Linked DNA regions of Homo sapiens: all the other regions are linked to region 1. The links are chromatin loops, found by intact Hi-C in ENCODE. Cell type or tissue: CD14-positive monocyte. All regions are shown on one strand. Each heading gives the region's core, and the rest is flanking DNA. Links, peaks and the distances in the headings are about the cores only.

Region 1 (6,197 bases), core at 2,239-4,738:
TAAGGCTGATTCCATATTTGAAATCCGTCATCTACCATATTAATAGGCTGAAGAAAAACTGCATGATCATATCTTTCAATGCAAAAAATATTTGATAAAATTAAACACTCATTCTTGATAAAAACTCTCAGAAAAACAGGAACAGAGGGGAGCTTCTTCAACTTGAAAAAGAGCAGCAACAAAAGACCACTATCAAATGTTATACTTAGTTTTTTTTGGTTGTTTGCTGAGGCAGGGTCTCACTCTGTCACTCAGGTTGGAATGCAGAGGCATGAACATGGCTCACTGCAGCCTCAACCTCCTGGCTCAAGTGAATCTCCCACCTCAGCCTCCTGAGTGGCTGAGATCACAGGTGCATGCCACTATGCCTGGCTAATTTCTAAATTTTTGTAGAGATGGGGGTCTCACTATTTTTCCCAGGCTGTTCTTAAACTCCTGGGCTCAAGTAATCTTCCTGCCTTGGCCTCCCAAAATGCTGTGATTACAAGTGTGAACCAGCAAACCTGGCCTATACTTAGATTTGAGAGACTGAATCCTCTTTCCTAAGATCAGGAATAAGGCAAGGACATTTGCTCTTATCATTTTTTTTTTTTTTTTTGAGACAGAGTCTTACTCTGTTGCTCAGGGTGGAGTGCAGTGGCACAATCTTGGCTCACTGCAAGCTCCGCTTCCTGGGTTCAAGTGATTCTTGTGCCTCAGCCTCCCAAGTAGCTGGGATTACAGGTGTGCACTGCCACACTGGCTAATTTTTGTATTTTTATTAGAGATGGGGTTTCACCACGTTGGCCAGGCTGGTCTTGAACTCTTGGCCTCAAGTGATCCACCTGCCTTGGCCTCCCAAAGTGCTGGGATTACAGGTGTGAGCCAGCGTGCCCAGCCACTGTTATCACTCTTATTCAACATATTGCTGGAAGTTCTTGTCAAGGTGATAAAGCAAAAAACATATATAAAAGGTATACTGATTGGAAAGGAAGAAAAAAAAATGGTCCCTGTTTGCAGAGGACATGATTATCTATATAGAAAAATCGTGGCTGGGCACAGTGGCTCATGCCTGTAATCCTAGTACTTTAGGAGGCCGAGGCATGTGGATTGCTTGAGGTCAGGAGTTCAAGACCAGCCTGGCCAACATGGTGAAATCCCATCTCTACTAAAATACAAAAATTAGCTAGGCATGGTGGTGGGTACCTGTAATCCAAGCTACTAGGGAGGGTGAGGCAGGAAAATTGCTTGAGCCCAGGAGGTAGAGGTTTCAGTGAGCTGAGATGGTGCCACTGCACTCCAGCCTGGGCAACAGAGTGAGACTCCATCTCAAAGAAAAAAAAAAAAAAAAGAAGAAGAAGAAGAAGAAAGAAAAAGAAAAAACACAAAAAATCTACAACAAAACCCAACAAAACTCTCAGGACGAATAAGTGAGTTCAGCAAGGTCACAGGATACAAGATAATCATACAGAAATCAATTTACTTCTAACTAGCGATGAATATGCAGGCATATAAAATAAAAATACAATGCCATTTATAATTGTTCTTAAAAATTGAAAAGGTATAAATCTAAAAAAATCGCTGTGCAGGGCATGTATGCTAAAAGCTATACAAAGCTAATGAAAGAAATCAAAGGAGACTTAAATAAATGAAGAGACATACCATATTCATGGATTGGACAACTCGACTTGGTGCATCTCCCCAAACTGACGTACAGATTTAACACAATTCCCATCAAAATCCCACAAGAATGTCTGTAGATGTACGTAAGATTGTTCTAAAATGTATATGAAAAGGCAAAGGAAGCACAATAGCTAAAATAATTCTGAAAAATAAAATGGGAAGAATCAGTCTGCCAGATTTTAAGACTTATTATATAGCTACAACAATCAAGACTGTGTAGCACTGGCGAAGAGACAGACACAGAAAAGTGGAATAGATCAATTCTTGGCCGTTTGGCTAAGATCAAGTGAAGAACAATGGATTAGAACAGAAAACCCAGAAACAGACCCTCACAATATGCCCAACTGATTTTTCACAAACGTGTAAAAGCAATTCAATCAAGAAAACAGCTAGTTGTCATGGTTCGTGCCTGTAATCCCAGCACTTTGGGGGGCCAAGGTAGGTGGATCACTTGAGGCCAGGAGTTCGAGATTGGCCTGGCCAACATGGCAAAACCCTGTCTCTACTAAAAATTTTAATATAAAAAAGAAAAGAAAAGGCCTTTTCAAGAAATGGTGCCAAAGCAATCAAGCATCCATAGGGGAGTAAAGACCTTAATCTAAGTCTCACATCTTATACAAAAACTAACTCAGAATGAATCATGGACTTAAACGTAAAATGTAAAACTATAAAACGTTTAGAAAAAAAGGTGAAAATCTTTGGGATCTAAGGTACATTTCATGAGAAATCAACAAGCTCCTTGTATAGAATTCAGTAAAAACAAACACAAAATGTGTTGAATGCTTTGACAGATAAAGAGGCAAGGCCCAAAAATACTCCTTTGAAGTAACTTACAATATTTACAAAGTTTCAGGAAGTTAAGACATTAATATATATCCCTAAAACTAGAAGATTTTTTTGTAAGCACCATAAAAAAAGACATAATACGCTAGTAGACCACTGAAGCAGGGAATCAAACTTTCAGGGTTAAGAGAGAGAAACAGCATGAGAGAAAGCAAACATGCACGAGAGAGAAGGAGCAATGAACACAAACAATGAGGAAGGTAGGGTTTGATATGCGGTTTTGGAAAGGAAGAACAGGACCTTTTTTTTTTTTTTTTTTTTTTTTTTAAATACAACATACAGTATGACCAATGACCAAGGCCTGGGCATGGGAACAGATAAAATAGGTTCAGAGAATATGGCACAGTCTTCTCAATATGGAAAAGAGGGAGGAAAGGAAGAGTTTGGAGGTCCTGAAAAGCCTTGAATGCCACCCTAAGAAGTTTCATCTTTCCTTTATTTGTAACGGGGAGCCATTGAAGAGTATAGATCAGCAGAGAAATGTTAACCAATGCTGTGCTCTCATCTGGCAAAGTGCGGGAGACAAACCAGAAAAATAAAAAATAAGAGACAAGAAAACAATTAAGAAGCTGTTGCGATAGTCTGCAATGGTGAGAGAAGATGGCAATCTAAATTAGGGTAGTAATAACGGAGACAAAAGACAATGAAAGTCACTTTACTTAACAGTGGGGCTTAAAGAAGTATATGGATAGGGTCTACTGTCAAGAAAGTTGGAAAAAAGAATTTGTGTCTAGGATCAAGGGTATGCCACTCCCATCTCTGATGAAATAGAAGTGACTGTTTTCCTTCTGTCAGAAAACAAACCATTTCACAACCATCAAGACCACAAAGTGTGGGTACATATGACCTGGAAGTTGCATCACTCCTAGCTGTTGAACAGACAGTACATGTCACATGAACCTGTCTCTATCCTTTGGGTTAGATCTCAAGGTCTTCAAGCATGTAGAATGAGGCTATAACTTCCTCTTATTGCTCTTGGCGCCCAGAAAACCTAGGTGGGCCACAATTTAGCTGTGCAAGAGTGTTATGCTCCCTTCTGGTGACAATGAAGGCCCGTGAAAGTTTATCACACCAGGATTCTGCAAGATTCTGCCTGGAGTCATGATCATAGTGTTGTTCTAAGATATAAAGGGCCGCCAATATGTGGAAGAGCGATTTGATTTATTTTTAGTTACTCAACATACTCAAGTTGAACAAGTACCAGCAGGAGCAGTCTACGGAAAACCAAATTTTATTTTTTTTAGAACGTAAGAACTTTCTAAATGAGTGGTCCAAAGCAGGTCTCTTGGAAACTGGAGAATACTCAACACTGGAGATTTTGAAGAAAGAGGCAAGGTGAGGGATCAGCAAACTTTGTTAAGGATGTTAGCAAATATTTTGGGTTTTACAGGTCATATTTTCTCTGTCATAACTACTCAGTTCTATAGTGGCATGACAGCAACCATACACAATTCATAAGCAAACAGGCATGGCTGTGTTCCAATAAAACTGCTTAGAAAAAGAAGTGGTGGCAGGATTTGTTTGTTGACTCCTGGCCTAAACAAAGGGTGGGAAGGTTGGGGAGTGTGACAGAAGAAGGGCTCAAAGAGTAGATCAAGGCTGGGCGTGGTGGCTCACGTCTGTAATCCCAGCATTTTGAGAGGCCGAGGCAGGCAGATCACGAGGTCAGGAGATTGAGACCATCCTGGCTAATACGGTGAAACCGTCTCTACTAAAACGACAAAAAAAAAAAAAAAAAAAAAATTAGCCAGGCGTGGTGGCGAGCACCTGTAGTCCCAGCTACTCGGGAGGCTGAGGCAGAAGAATGGCTTGAACCTGGGAGGCAGAGCTTACGGTGAGCGGAGATCGCACCACTGCACTCCAGCCTGGGCAACAGAGCAAGACTCTGTCTCTGTCTCAAAAAAAAAAAAGAGTAGATCAATAGATGGACAAGAGACTACCTAAGGTCTATTCTCCCCTATCTTGAGAGACTTACTTTTTTCTTTTTCTTTTTTTTTTTTTTTTTTTTTTTTTTTTGCGACAGGGTCTCCCTCTGTTGCCCAGACGGGAGTGCAGTGGCGCAAACATGGCTCACTGTAGCCCCGACCTCCTAGGCTCAAGCGATCCTCCTACCTCAGCCTCCCATTTAGCTGTGATCACAGGATGCGCCATCATACCCAGTTAATTTTTTTTTTTAGAGATGGAGTCTCACTATGCTGGCTAGGCTAATGTCAAATTCATAGGCTCAAGTAATTCTCCCACCTCAGCATCCCAAAGTGCTGGAATTACAGATGAGCCACTGTACCCAGCCCCTTATGTATTTTTTAACTAAGAAAACATGATATGGTAACACCTCATTTAATCAGATTACTCAGATTCTTAGAACAGAGGGATGTGTTCTTCTGAATAACCACATCTCCACCTGGGAGCTTCACTAAGAGGTGTGTAGGGGTGTGTGTGTGTGTGTGTGTGTGTGTGAGAGAGAGAGAGTCAGTCTTTGTTATTGGTGAATTTTTAAAAAATAAGGCAAAGAGCTTTTTGAAGATACAACTGTTATGTTCTTCATATACCCGCCTAACAGGTTTAAATTATAGGTATCACCCAGTAACCTCAGTTAGATTCAGATTAACCATAAACCTCACTTCATAGGATTCTCTAGGTTTACTGGCAGTTTTTGGTTTTACCCTCTTCAGAAAGCGGGAAGTTAAAAGGACACGCCTATTCCAGGAGTTTCGCAAAAGCCTCTTCCAAGTAATGTCTTGCCCCTTCTACAACCTTAGCCACAAGGCACGTGAGATTTGGTATCAGAAAAGATGATTTGAGACCTTGAGAAGTCCTTAGTCATCAAAGAAGAGTTCTGTTATCTTTGGTATACCAAAGTCAGGGCAGAAGATAGAAGATTCTGGAGGTTTAGAAATATTTTCAACTGTCAACTCTCAGGTGGTGATGTGGTTGAGTTCTAGCTCAAACAAACACAAAGACACAGGGGAATCTGATCTCACTTCTGAACATATGATGTACAAGTCTATCCTAATATATTTCAACACGAAGCTACTATGCCAGTCTCGTGTCCCATAATAGTTAACAGCAAACATTACAAGAGTACAGTGGGAGTCATGTAACAGTTACACATTTTTGAAGGCACACTTCCTGAGCGAGGAAAGGCTTTTTGCTATCCTTCCTCTAGCAATCCTTCGACTACTCTGGACCATAGAGACTTTATACTCTCTGAGGAAATTTTTAAAAGTGTATTTGCTGAGCTCTTGCTACCTGCCATGTGCTTTCTACTCATTATCACATTTAATCCTTTAACAAATGCTGCAAGGTAAATAGGATCCTCTTAACAGGTGAGGAAAAAGAAGTTCATAGAGATTAAACAACTTACAGAGACCACAGCCCAAGATCTTCTTATTCTGTGGGTCCAGACCCACAAAGAACTTGAGGTGAAGCTACTGCAGATGAATTGCTCACTACACTTTGAGAAACACTGGCCACAGAGTTTATGAATTCAAGTTTATAGTTAATTGGTGATGGCAGATGGCAATAATGCAACTAGAATCTAGGCCTCAGCTCCTAGTCCAAAGTTATTTCCACTCCTCAAATGCAGATCCCCTAGAAGAGAGCAGCATAGTTAACTGTATTTGTTCTGGACTCATTCATCTGAGAAAGGGCAGATAAGTACAGTTTCCCTCGGACTCTAAAGGAACTTATTT
Region 2 (5,508 bases), core at 1,619-4,118, 140 kb after region 1:
AGAAAACTGAAACAAAAGATCTCAGGTTCCCTTCTCTTTGGTAATTGAGATGACTTTTGACTGCTGGAGAATCACAAGGTTTTCAGCTCCCACCAGGCACCCCAGCAGAACAGGGTTTGTTTCCCTCCTACATTTGTGTTGAGAAACAAAACTAAACCCAAAATGTATCTTAGTGACACCCAGATGTATCTTCCGGAGGAGCTCTCAAGCAGTTGCTTCAACAGGGCAAACAGCTGTGGTCTGTTTCAACATAATTTGATGTAATCAGGGTTAATTCTGATGATGTAGTAACTCTGAAGACTGTTTTTTAACTGGATTATTGTTGGGTCAACAATCATGTGGCATTACATTTAGTGGCTGAAACAAAAGCCAGAATTAAAACAGCTTCCCCTCAGCCCCCACCCACCCCTTCTAAATGACAGCCTCACCGGGAATGTAAGTTATGAGGCACATTTAACACAATTAACCAAAAAAGGAAAGTAGGTGCAGTCAAATTACCTGCAAGCATCTCCAAGGTCCAGTGTCAATCTAGAGTAAGAGCTGGAAACTTTGTTGTTTTTTCTTTTCCTAGAATGGTTAGAAAATATGTTGGCAGCAATCAGTATAATTTAATATTTTCATAACATTCTAGGAAAAAGCCCCGAGATTTTCCTCTGAAACTTTCCTGAACCAGACAAATGATTTTAGCAGTTCACAGTTCCTCTGTATTTTCCATGCATGTTTTCAAAATGATTATTGTAAGTGAACACTAAATTCACGGTGTGGCATACCAGGGCTGAAAGAGTGTGGTATACAAAGCTCTGAACACATCTGGCACTGTTTCTGAAGAGCAAGGTCTTTATCTTATTTTCATAGATTTGGCCATCATTGTTTATGGTCAGTCCACTTGCAGGGTCTGGGCTGCTCTACATGCACACATACTTATTTAGTCTCTTCCAGTTTTTAGTTTTGGCTAGCCTGAAACACAGCTAACGCCCATGACAAGGGCCATTCTTAATACAGTTCTGGAAAGCAGAATCTTCAAAAATAGATGGTTTGGGAAGCTGCCAAATGTGTTGGTTCTTCAAAATCTTTTAAATCCAATTGTGTGGTTCCAAAAAAGGTCTGACGTGTCCAATCCCCTCTGTAAATAAGCCTCCATTTATTTGCTTTCTGTTTTTGTGACTTAGATTATTAAAAAATTTGAAAAGCAAAGAAGCCACTTACCCTCCTACTGCATCTTATTTTATCAGGAATTTCCCATCTAAGTAATTCCTGATTGACATATATTCTGGGATATGTAGATGTGATTATAAGGTAATGAGACTTAAAAAGTAATGAGAATTCCTTCTGTAAGTCACACAGTATATTAATTTGACTTCTTTTAGTTGTGAAAGCAGATACTCATTTCAAACTCACTCACGATCCAATGGAGATGGTAAGTGAGTTATCTCCCGTGGAACCCATGGAAAAGTTGAATAATCTGGCCTCAGAAAGAGTAGCAACCAGGGAATAAACATGGCAAAAACCAGGCATCCATTTTGCATGTCTCCCTCACCTCCGAACATTTTGCCTTCGTTTCTTTCTCTGAAGACTGCTTTCTCTGTCTCTCTGGGTACATGGTTATACCCACTGGCTCCTAAGTTTATGTGTTCCTGGCTCAAGCAACCAGTCCAGACTCTCCAGTGTCCTCAACCCCAATTTCCCAAGAGAAGGTGAAACTGGTCTATTTGGGATCAGGTGTCCATCCCTACACCAATCAGCAAAGGAAGCTCTGGCCCCCAGGATGTCTGCTAGGGACCCACTGGCCAGGACAGGGGTAGGGGAATTGTCAGAAAAAGGACAGGTTTGATAACTAAGTAAGACACCTTGGAAGGTGTTTAATAGAGACACAAAAACCAATCTTGTTTCTTTCCCCTAGTATCCCTTTAAATTAGGAATATACTTAGAAAACCATATGTTTCTTTCTATTCAAATACAAAATATATTTCTATTCAAACACATGTTACTAGGGAATGGTTATTTATGTACAAGTTAGTCAAGTCTCAGCAGGGATTTTCTGAGAACCTACTACTTCAAGTTCAGCATAGGAATACCAAGATAAGACTAGGTTCTTCAGAATTTCAGGGTCTTTCTGGGGAGAGAAATAGGCAGGTATCTCCAGTAGTATTTGGGCAATGTTATAAGAGGTATGTTCAAAGGACTGTGGGAGCACTGAGAATTATGAACCAACTGTATGGGGACTGAAACTACATGAGGTTAGGTTTAATTTTGGGTAGCCCACAGATAGGCACAGAATAGACATAAGTTAACATTTGTTAAATTCGATGACATAAATAGTAGCTACCTTCAATTTGGAGGCAGTAAAATTGTCTAGATTAAGGGAGCAAGTTGGGGAAAACCACTAACTGAAAATCTGAGCAATTAAATTCATTTGGGACTAGCTTCTGAATTTCTTCTCAATTTAATACAATCATTCAACAATACTTACTGAGCATTTACTATGCACAGGCACAGGGCTAGGTGCTGGCGATGTGATGAACAGCATAGAGATGTTCTTCCGAATAAGTCTAAGTCACTGTATTCCAGAAGCAATGCCAGGAGGATGCCCTAGAAGTCACCTTCAGTAACAGACAGATAACTAAACTCATTACTACTTTTGATTCCTGCCTTTTGGTCCTGTGTTCAGGAAACAGCTCCAGGCAGATTTGTGCTGAAAGGGATAGTTTAAAATTTTATGAGATATTTCAGACACATAAGGAGGGAAAAGCTAGTTTTGGGAAATTTTTTTTTTAAGAAATATTTCCCTGTTGTCTGATGGACGTATTTCCCCCACCCTGTTTTTGGTCACCTTAATGATTCAATTGGTGGTTTCTAAATGAGTGCCCACTATGTGTCAGACACTCTCCAAGGCACTGCAGATATAAAAATGAATGCATTCTTATCCCTGCTGTCGCGGACCTCACATTCTGGCAGAGGAGACGAATGGCAGCATAAGACAACCGGTATTTGCATAAGGCGCTGAAGGAGCATAACGAAAGGAGAAAGTCTGGAAGCCATTGTCCAACCCTTGGTTTCCTGAAGTAAAAATGATTTCAACACTAACACGTGAAAATGCGGAAATCCTAGCTGCATTTTGGAGTGTCACCACTCTTGAAATAAAGCCTCATAGGTTCAGAAAATGTGATCAGAGCTGTTAATATTTTGATTCTGGGTGACTAAGAAGTGACAGGTGTGTAGCCTGAGAAAGCCACCCAAGCCCATTTACAGGCATGTGGAGACAAGCAATGTTGAGTCAGGGTGCAGGGTACACCCCAGCTCTATCGGCAGGACAGGTACCTGAGCAGGGGACTTTTAAAATCTTCTGTTGAGAGCTACTAACCCATCAGAAGAAAATCAGTCAAGAACTAAATGACAGTGAAACTTGACACAAAAATTTCCATATCGGATTTTTAAAAAAATGATTGTTGATCTCAACAAACAGCCCACTCCTACTTTTTGAGAAGCATTAACCAGCACAAGTTTGTACTTAGTAAACTAGATGTAAGTTGTTTTCAATACAATTGACATATCTGGCTGGGGGGTGGGGTGGAGAAAGGAAGGGGAAGCACCTGGATGTTGATACAGTACTAGGCATAGAAGGAACCAGAGTGGGAGATTAACACTTGCATAGAAAGAAGAAAACATTAGGAGAAGTGGTGGGGAGAAATGGAGTGAGGAAAAGAGATAAAAGTTGAGAGGTGTGGTAGTTTCTACACTGCAAGGGTTCCAAGGGGTATCACTGCAGGCTGGCCTTCCCATCCTTGATAGAGACACATAAAAACCAGCTCAAGCATGCAGAGAAAACAGGTAACTTCTTCAATGAGCAGATTTGTATAATTATTACTTACCGTTTAGTGTAAAAATATTAAAATCTCACTGCAGGTTTCTCAGTACAGAATTAAAATACTTACACTAGAATTACTCAGGGTGACTGTTTAAAACAATGTAAATTGTGAGCTAGTTCCATCACAGACCTACTGAATCAGATCTTCTGGTGGGAGTAAGATAATGTGAATTTTTAATACGCTCCGCAGTGATTCACATACACAGTAAACTTTGACAAGACTGTACAGAATGGGAGTCTCTGAGAGCAGGGAGTATGTCCTATTTGTCTCAGCACTCATAGAATCTAGCACGGGGATTGGGAGAGTGAGAGCTCAATAAAAGTTTATTGAACTAAACTGAATACACCTAATATACCTAAGAGTCTTTAAAGCAAAAGTCACTCAATTCCACTACCCTGTAATCCATTTTTTCCATATTCTAGTCTATGTACACAGGTTTTACACTGTTGTAATTGCAAACTCACCATTTTAGATTGTATTTTTCAATATATTTTCTCTTACAATTTTTAATGGCTGTAAAACATTCCACCCAACATGAATAAGTATCTCTGTTCATATAGATTTTGAGTTTTGAAAAGGTTTTCCTTAGGGGACCTTACATTTGTGCAGTGCTTGTCAGTTTATGAAACCCTTTCACACAATCTTCATTGCTTTCACAACACTCTGTAAGATAAGCATTATCCTCATTTTGCAGCTGGGTATACAGACTCAAAGATTAATTAACTTGCTCAAGCTTCTACACCTAGTAAGTGGAATGTCAGATTAAACCAGGATCTTCTCACTATGCATTTAATGCCCTTTCCAAGGCACCAAATAATTGGACCCAACAGTTTCCTGATGCAAAAACCTGTAATTTAAAATGTGGCAGATGGAAATTACATTTAAAGAGAACATTGGTCAGCTATATCCTAACTATATAGGAATCAGCTCCTGCCTCTTGGGGTATGGCAAAGAAAATGCATATATTAGTTGACAACTTCTGTGTAAGAACTTACTGTTCTTCAGCAATGCCTCATAACGCTGTCTGTATACGATCCAAGCCCATTTCTGCAATCCTCACATGAAGGGAGTTGGGACTGTCCCTGAACACTCTGACACTGTAATTAAAGTTCTTCGGCAACCACCACAGGCTGTAAGGCAGATAGGAAGGAGGCAGTGGAGACTTGAAAGCTCTTCTAAGATTGGTATCACAGGAAACTTGGGTAGCAGCTGAGTGAACAGGAGAGGGAAGCTTTTATGTACCAATAGAAATGCCCATTATAAGGACACACGACCTGATGAATAACAGAGGGGTGCAGCACTTCAGGGAAGGACAGACAGTCCACCTGAGCAGTTAGAGGTTCTATACTGGAAAACAGGAGGAGTTGTGTTTCTATTTTATTCCATTTGCATGATACAGAGAGACAGGTTTCCTTATTCTCAGGTAGAAGTTTCTAACAACCAGAGCTCTCTGAGGAGAGAAAAACTTCTTGGCTGGGTGTGGTGGCTCAAACTTGTAATCCCAGCACTTTGGGAGGCTGAGGGAAGCGGACTACTTGAGCCCATGAGTTTAAGACCAGCCTGGGCAACAAAGTGAGACCCTGTCTCTATAAAAAATTAGCTAGATGTGGTGGCACATACCTGTGATCCCAGCTACATGGGA
Region 3 (5,508 bases), core at 1,619-4,118, 130 kb after region 1:
CAGGAAGGCCGGCTCGCTCGCCACGCCCGCTCCCGCCGCGCCCCCGAGGCCGCCGCGCACGCGGACGCGGGGCTAGGGACCCGCGAGGATACAGAAAGCCACCGCCGCCGGCGCGCCCCGGAGTCTCGCTTTCTCCTGAGGCCCCAAGCCGCGGGCGCGGAGGCCAGGGAGGCGACCGCGCCCCTGGCGCTGGCGGGTGTGAGGGGAAGGGACTGCGCGCCCTCGGTCGTCGATCGATTTTTCACCGAGCGTCGACGGGGAAGGGATACTAGGGCTGCTCACATTTCCGATACATTCTGCGGGTCAGGTTCCGGCTGAAAGGAGGGACCCCTTCCCAGCAAGAAGCTCCTTAACTCTGGCGTCCCTCGGCGGGAGGAGGAGACGGACCTACTACGCGCCGGAGCCTTTGCTTTTGTAGCTTACAGGATTGTCTTCAGTATTGTTCCTATTTTATGGACAGCCTAAGGGCAAGGGCTTGTACAAAGCCGAGCCAATTTTCCAATTCAGGTGTGTGGGGGAGGAGGGGTCCCGGTCATCTGCTATTCAAAATGAGGGCATTGCCTTAATGGGATCGACCTGGGAGCCTCTCATTGCCTGGAAACCAAGTCCAGCTGACTCCCTCCTACACTGCCTCTGGGAAAACACAGTTTAGTATAGAAAATTCGCATGATTTGTAGAATGGAAGAAGCAAAACTAGTCAATGTATTTCATAACGAATTGGAAGGCAAGGTCAAGTGCAGAAGAACAAGAAATTGGGGTCCAAATTCCCCAACGTTCCCGCTCATTGACACAGGCTATGAGACCTCTGTTTGTAAATATAATGGTATCCCAGATGTACGTGGAAGCACACAACCCCAGCACTTCAGCGGGAGGGGGGAGAAAAAAATCTTTTGTACGAGCTCTTTTCTCATCACAAAGTGTCTCTCTAAGCAGCATTAAAAGGCAGGTCCTCCCTAACTTCTCTGATAAGTGGATAGTAACCTGTTTATTCAATGGGGAACCGTGCTGTGTGGACAGATGAATTGGAGAAGCAGCATCTTGCAGTGCCCCACACAACCTCAGACTAAAGCTGTTTTGTTTATTTCTGTCTCTGTGCAGCTGAGTTGTTTCAAGCAGTTGGACATCATTTGGTCCAAAAGATCTTGATTGGGTTGGGGGAAGTTCACCCTCCTCAATTTGGAAAAGCGAATCCCCTACCACGTACTTAGCTCTTCTAGATACCCTGGGAGTTTTAGCGGTCAGTCCCCTGGATCTAACATTTCACTGACTTTCTTCAATATCCAGTGTGCTGCTGGATGGGAAGTAAAGCCAGAACTGGTAGGCTGGGACCACAGCTCCCTTAACCTTACAATTTAGGGATCCTTAAGTCACGTATGAAGGGCCACCACCAGAATGATGGCCATTTTAACTTCTGGCTTTAAGTACCTTAAATCCCTGTAAGACAAACAACACTTAACGTCTGCCAAATCAATCAGGAGGCGGTGACTTCCAACCAAAATAAAACTATCCTGACTTCATTCACATCTGAGTCATGGTGCCAAGTCCCAGAGATTGCAGAGTCGGAGAAATCTGCATGGTTTGGCTGCAGCTGAGGTTTGTGATGCAAGTCAGGCATACGTATGCCCTATCTTCCCCCAGAAGAGTAGTCTTACGTATCCTTTGATAGTTACATGATTCAATACACAGACTGGAAGACTGTTTAGCAAGAGTTAGTGGGGGTTAGGTCATATTCTGCCAGAAATTCCTTAAAGTCTTATTTTGTTTGCTTAGGAAAAGATGGTGTTATTTACAATTTCATGTGGAAATGGAAAAGTTTGATGTTTCTTGTTTGGCCAATGGCAGGAGGGACCTTGAAATATGAATACAACAGTCACCAGGTATCGACTTTGGGAAGGGTTCTCTGAACACCCCCATCTTTCCCCAAAGGTTAAAGAAAGGAGCTTTTTTTTTTTTTTTTAGACGGAGTCTCGCTCTGTTGCCCAGGCTAGAGTGCAGTGGCGTGATCTCCGCTCACTGCCAGCTCCGCCTCCCAGGTTCACGCCATTCTCCTGCCTCAGCCTCCCTAGTAGCTGGTACTACAGGCGCCCGTCACCACGCCCAGCTAATGTTTTGTATTTTTTTTTAGTAGAGACGGGGTTTCACCATGTTAGCCAGGATGGTCTCGATCTCCTGACCTCGTAATCCGCCTGCCTCGGCTTCCCAAAGTGCTGGGATTACAGGCGTGAGCCCGGCCGAAAGGGGCTTTTTTACTGTGCTCTTCAGCTGGACTCCCACCCTGCGTCCCTCTTGCTGCTAGTGCCCATCTCGGGCTGTGCATAGGAAGCAAGACTGCTGCTCAAGTCCCTGGCTGCACCCTGGAGTGGCTCAGTCTTTTGAGCCTGAGAGGCGTGCCAGGCCTGGAAACAACCCTTGGACGGAAAGTTCCTGTCTGGGCTTTTACTAAGTCCTCTCCACTCCCTGCTGTGTGTGTCTGTTTAAATGGTCCCCGGTTTTTGCTGGGAAAAAAATGGAAAACAAATCATTTGAATGATTTACATGAAGATAGGCGCCATCTATCGGAACCAGTTGGGGTGACAATCCCCCCACCCCCAAGCCCTGAGCGGACATGCATCACTAGCCCATAATTTAGGCAATTTTGTTTAAAGACCACTGGTATTTCCTGGGGGAATTAATCGCCGGCTCCAAGAGTGCTTTGGGTCATTAATCTTATATTCTTATTAAATTCTCAGGAAATGACTATCTTATGAGGAGGGAGCACTGCAGAGATTAGAGAAATGCACACTGGGAGAGCATGGGTACCACTTTGGCCCCCGCTCATAGCTACTCCCACTCCCCACAAAGCCTGGGGTTCTAAAGGGTGCACTGTGGCTTTGAGTGTCGTCAGGGACATCCGTCGCTGCATCCGTGCCTGTCTGGGAGTTGAGGGTTTGTGGCCAGCGGCAGGTGCATGGCTGGTGGAATGCTTTCAGAAACGGGTTGAAGGGCTGGAAGGAGAGCTGTCCTCAACTGCACACCAAGCTTGTGTGATTAATACCACCCACGCCAGGCCTGACGTCAGTGATTGGACTGGGGGTGGGGATGGATGTTTGTGTGCTAGCCCTTCTGCTTTTTCTCCCCTTCAATTTAGTTGACAGGTTAATTTCAGAACTGAGTGCTGCTTACGAAGGTCAGTGTGACCAGCTGAACCACCTCAGCTGGTGTCTTTCAGGACACTCATCTCTCAGGCATATAAAGGTGTATGCTTCTTTAACCCCTAGTTACTTGAGGCCCACATGGTTCCCTATATCAAATTACCTTAACTTACTCAAGTCAACTCTGGGCATCTGGTTGAGGATGAGATCTGGAAGTGGGAATGGGGTGGGGTTAAAGACCTAATTGGGTTTCCTCCCTGTCTGTGGCTAATAGTCTGAGAGTTACTTGACACTATACCCAGTGGGAGACATTTTGAAAATAAACTTTTGGCCGGGTGCGGTGCCTCATGCCTGCAATGCCAACACTTTGGGACACTGAGGCGGGTGAATCACTTGAGGTCAGGAGTTTGAGACCAGCCTGGCCAACATGGTGAAACCCCAACTCTACTAAAAATACAAAAATTAGCTGGGTGTGGTGGCGGGCACCTGTAATCCCAGCTACTTGGGAGGCTGAGGCAGGAGAATTGCTGGAACCTGGGAGGTGGAGGTTGCAATGAGCTGAGATCGCACCATTGCACTCTAGCCTGGGCGACAAGAGTGAGACTCTGTCTCAAAAAACAAACAAACAAACAAAAAAAAACTTTCTTAGAGAAAAGCTTGAGCAATCCCATTTTCCCAATTTCTCCTTTGAAAATAACCAGAATCAGTGCTAATGGCTCTGTGGCAGTTAGGCTCCCACGACTTTGCTGCTGACACTGGTAAATCAGTTGTCATAATCCACCAAGAACAAAGACTGTCAAGATCCTTGAGAAAGTGCTGTAGTCTTCCAAACCACACTCTGCAATGCTGGCTCCTTTTATTTGCTCTGCAGAGAGAACTCCTACCTTGAATTAGATCTTGAACATACGTCAAGACCTCTTTCCCTAAAACTGACTGTCCCCATTCTCCAGCAAAGTTGTTCACTCTTTTCTTGGTATCCACACTGCACTTATATAAATTGGATTATCACACTGTACAGCAAATATTTCCTTGTCGAGGAATTGTGAGTTCCTTGAAGACATGAATGTGTTTTTCTCACTTATTATTTTTTTAGAGACAATGTCTTGCTATGTTGCCCAGAGTGGTCTCAAACTCCTGGGCTCAAGTGATCTTCCTGCCTTGGTGTCCCAAAGTTCTGGGATTACAGGCATGAGCTACCACATCTGGCCCTTCCTCATTTTTGTATTCCCAGAGCTTCCCAGCATGGTACCAGCACAGAATAGATGCTCATTAAATGTTCATTGTGAGAATGAAGGAACCAACCCTTAAAGGATGACAGGTTGGGGCTGTAGACTACTGGAACATCTAGAACTCTCTGATCCATACAAACCAGAGAATAGTATTTGTGAAGGTACCTATAAGTGGCTGGAGTGGTTTTTTTTAATAAAAATTGTCAGATAACATCGATGTGTTTATTATGTACAATATGATGTTTTGAAATATAAATACAAATACATAAAATACACTGTGGGATGGTTAAATCTAGCTAACTAACAAATGCATTAACTAATATAGTTATCATTTTTGTGGTAAGAACACTTAACATCCACTTTCTTTACATTGCGTTTAAACCCACAGGGACGGCCTAGCTGGAAGGACTTAGCAGGCTGAGGTAATCCTGTGCAGTTCCACTTTTAAAAATGGTTGTAACTCGACATAGAAAGGAACGAGATCATGTCCTTTGCAGGGACATGGATGGAGCTGGAAGGCGTTATCCTCATCAAACTAACACAGGAACAGAAAACCAAACACCGCATGTTCTCACTTATAAGTGGGAGCTGAACAACGAGAACACAGGACACAGGGAGGGAAACACACACTGGGACCTGTGAGTGGGTAGGGGGTTGGGGGAGGGAGAGCATTAGGAAAAATAGCTAATGCTTGCTGAGCTTAATACCTTGGTCATGGGTTGATAGGTGCAGCACACCACCATAGCACACATTTACCTATGTAACAAACCTGCACATCCTGCACATGTACCCTGGAACTTAAATTAAAAAAAAAAGAAAAATTCCAGAAACATGTGAGAAAATAAGATTCCCCCGAAATCTTAAAAACAAAAACAAAAACAAAAAAACATGGCTGTAACTCTTGGATAGTTTCAGAAAACAATGACTCCTTTTAACCTTTTAACTGGTACCCCCAGATTCCAGAGAACCAACTTTGTCAACCCTTGGTTTCCAAACTCTGACACTGTTGTACACTCTTTACACACCCTCCTTTGTGGGACTACAGAATTAAATCTCTTTGCGGTTACTCTGTTATCTGGCTTCACTGTGACAATCCTACAGGGGTTTAGCACTTAACCCCTTGTACCAGATGCAACACTAGTGAAGCT

Evidence for each region. A loop is a pair of places that touch in the nucleus more often than their neighbours do. Peaks named below come from ENCODE experiments on the same cell type or tissue, not always from the same donor. Only the 100,000 strongest peaks of a DNase experiment are listed, where the experiment ranks them.
Region 2: a loop joins it to region 1, with 4 times the contacts of the local background. A loop is called at or near these places in 5 of 110 quality-filtered maps.
Region 3: it touches region 1 in a loop (3-fold over the local background); 5 of 110 quality-filtered maps call a loop at or near these places.

The regions. Positions count from the first base shown.
Region 1 is chr11:78,287,069-78,293,265 of GRCh38, forward strand. The region is part of intron 1 of GAB2 (GRB2 associated binding protein 2); the gene reads right to left. Among named protein-coding and RNA genes, the nearest start is that of USP35, 100 kb to the left of the region's middle. RefSeq lists an enhancer at 3,195-3,489. In CD14-positive monocyte, for the core only: no CTCF peak of the experiment used is centred there; DNase peaks (open chromatin) are centred at 2,743 and 3,353; H3K4me3 peaks cover 1,862 bases; H3K27ac peaks cover 2,500 bases.
Region 2 is chr11:78,424,839-78,430,346 of GRCh38, forward strand. LINC02728 (long intergenic non-protein coding RNA 2728) reads right to left here and starts at 4,998. Exons shown (of 4, transcript NR_120564.1): 1 at 4,862-4,998; 2 at 2,471-2,692; 3 at 499-567; 4 at 1-357. RefSeq lists a silencer at 1,706-1,871 and an enhancer at 2,277-2,476. In CD14-positive monocyte, for the core only: no CTCF peak of the experiment used is centred there; a DNase peak (open chromatin) is centred at 2,953; H3K4me3 peaks cover 1,885 bases; H3K27ac peaks cover 2,500 bases.
Region 3 is chr11:78,417,955-78,423,462 of GRCh38, forward strand. No RefSeq gene overlaps it. Among named protein-coding and RNA genes, the nearest start is that of GAB2, 2.9 kb to the left of the region's middle. RefSeq lists a silencer at 1-255 and an enhancer at 2,542-2,591. In CD14-positive monocyte, for the core only: CTCF peaks have their summits at 2,584 and 2,787; DNase peaks (open chromatin) are centred at 2,567 and 3,057; H3K4me3 peaks cover 1,750 bases; H3K27ac peaks cover 2,076 bases.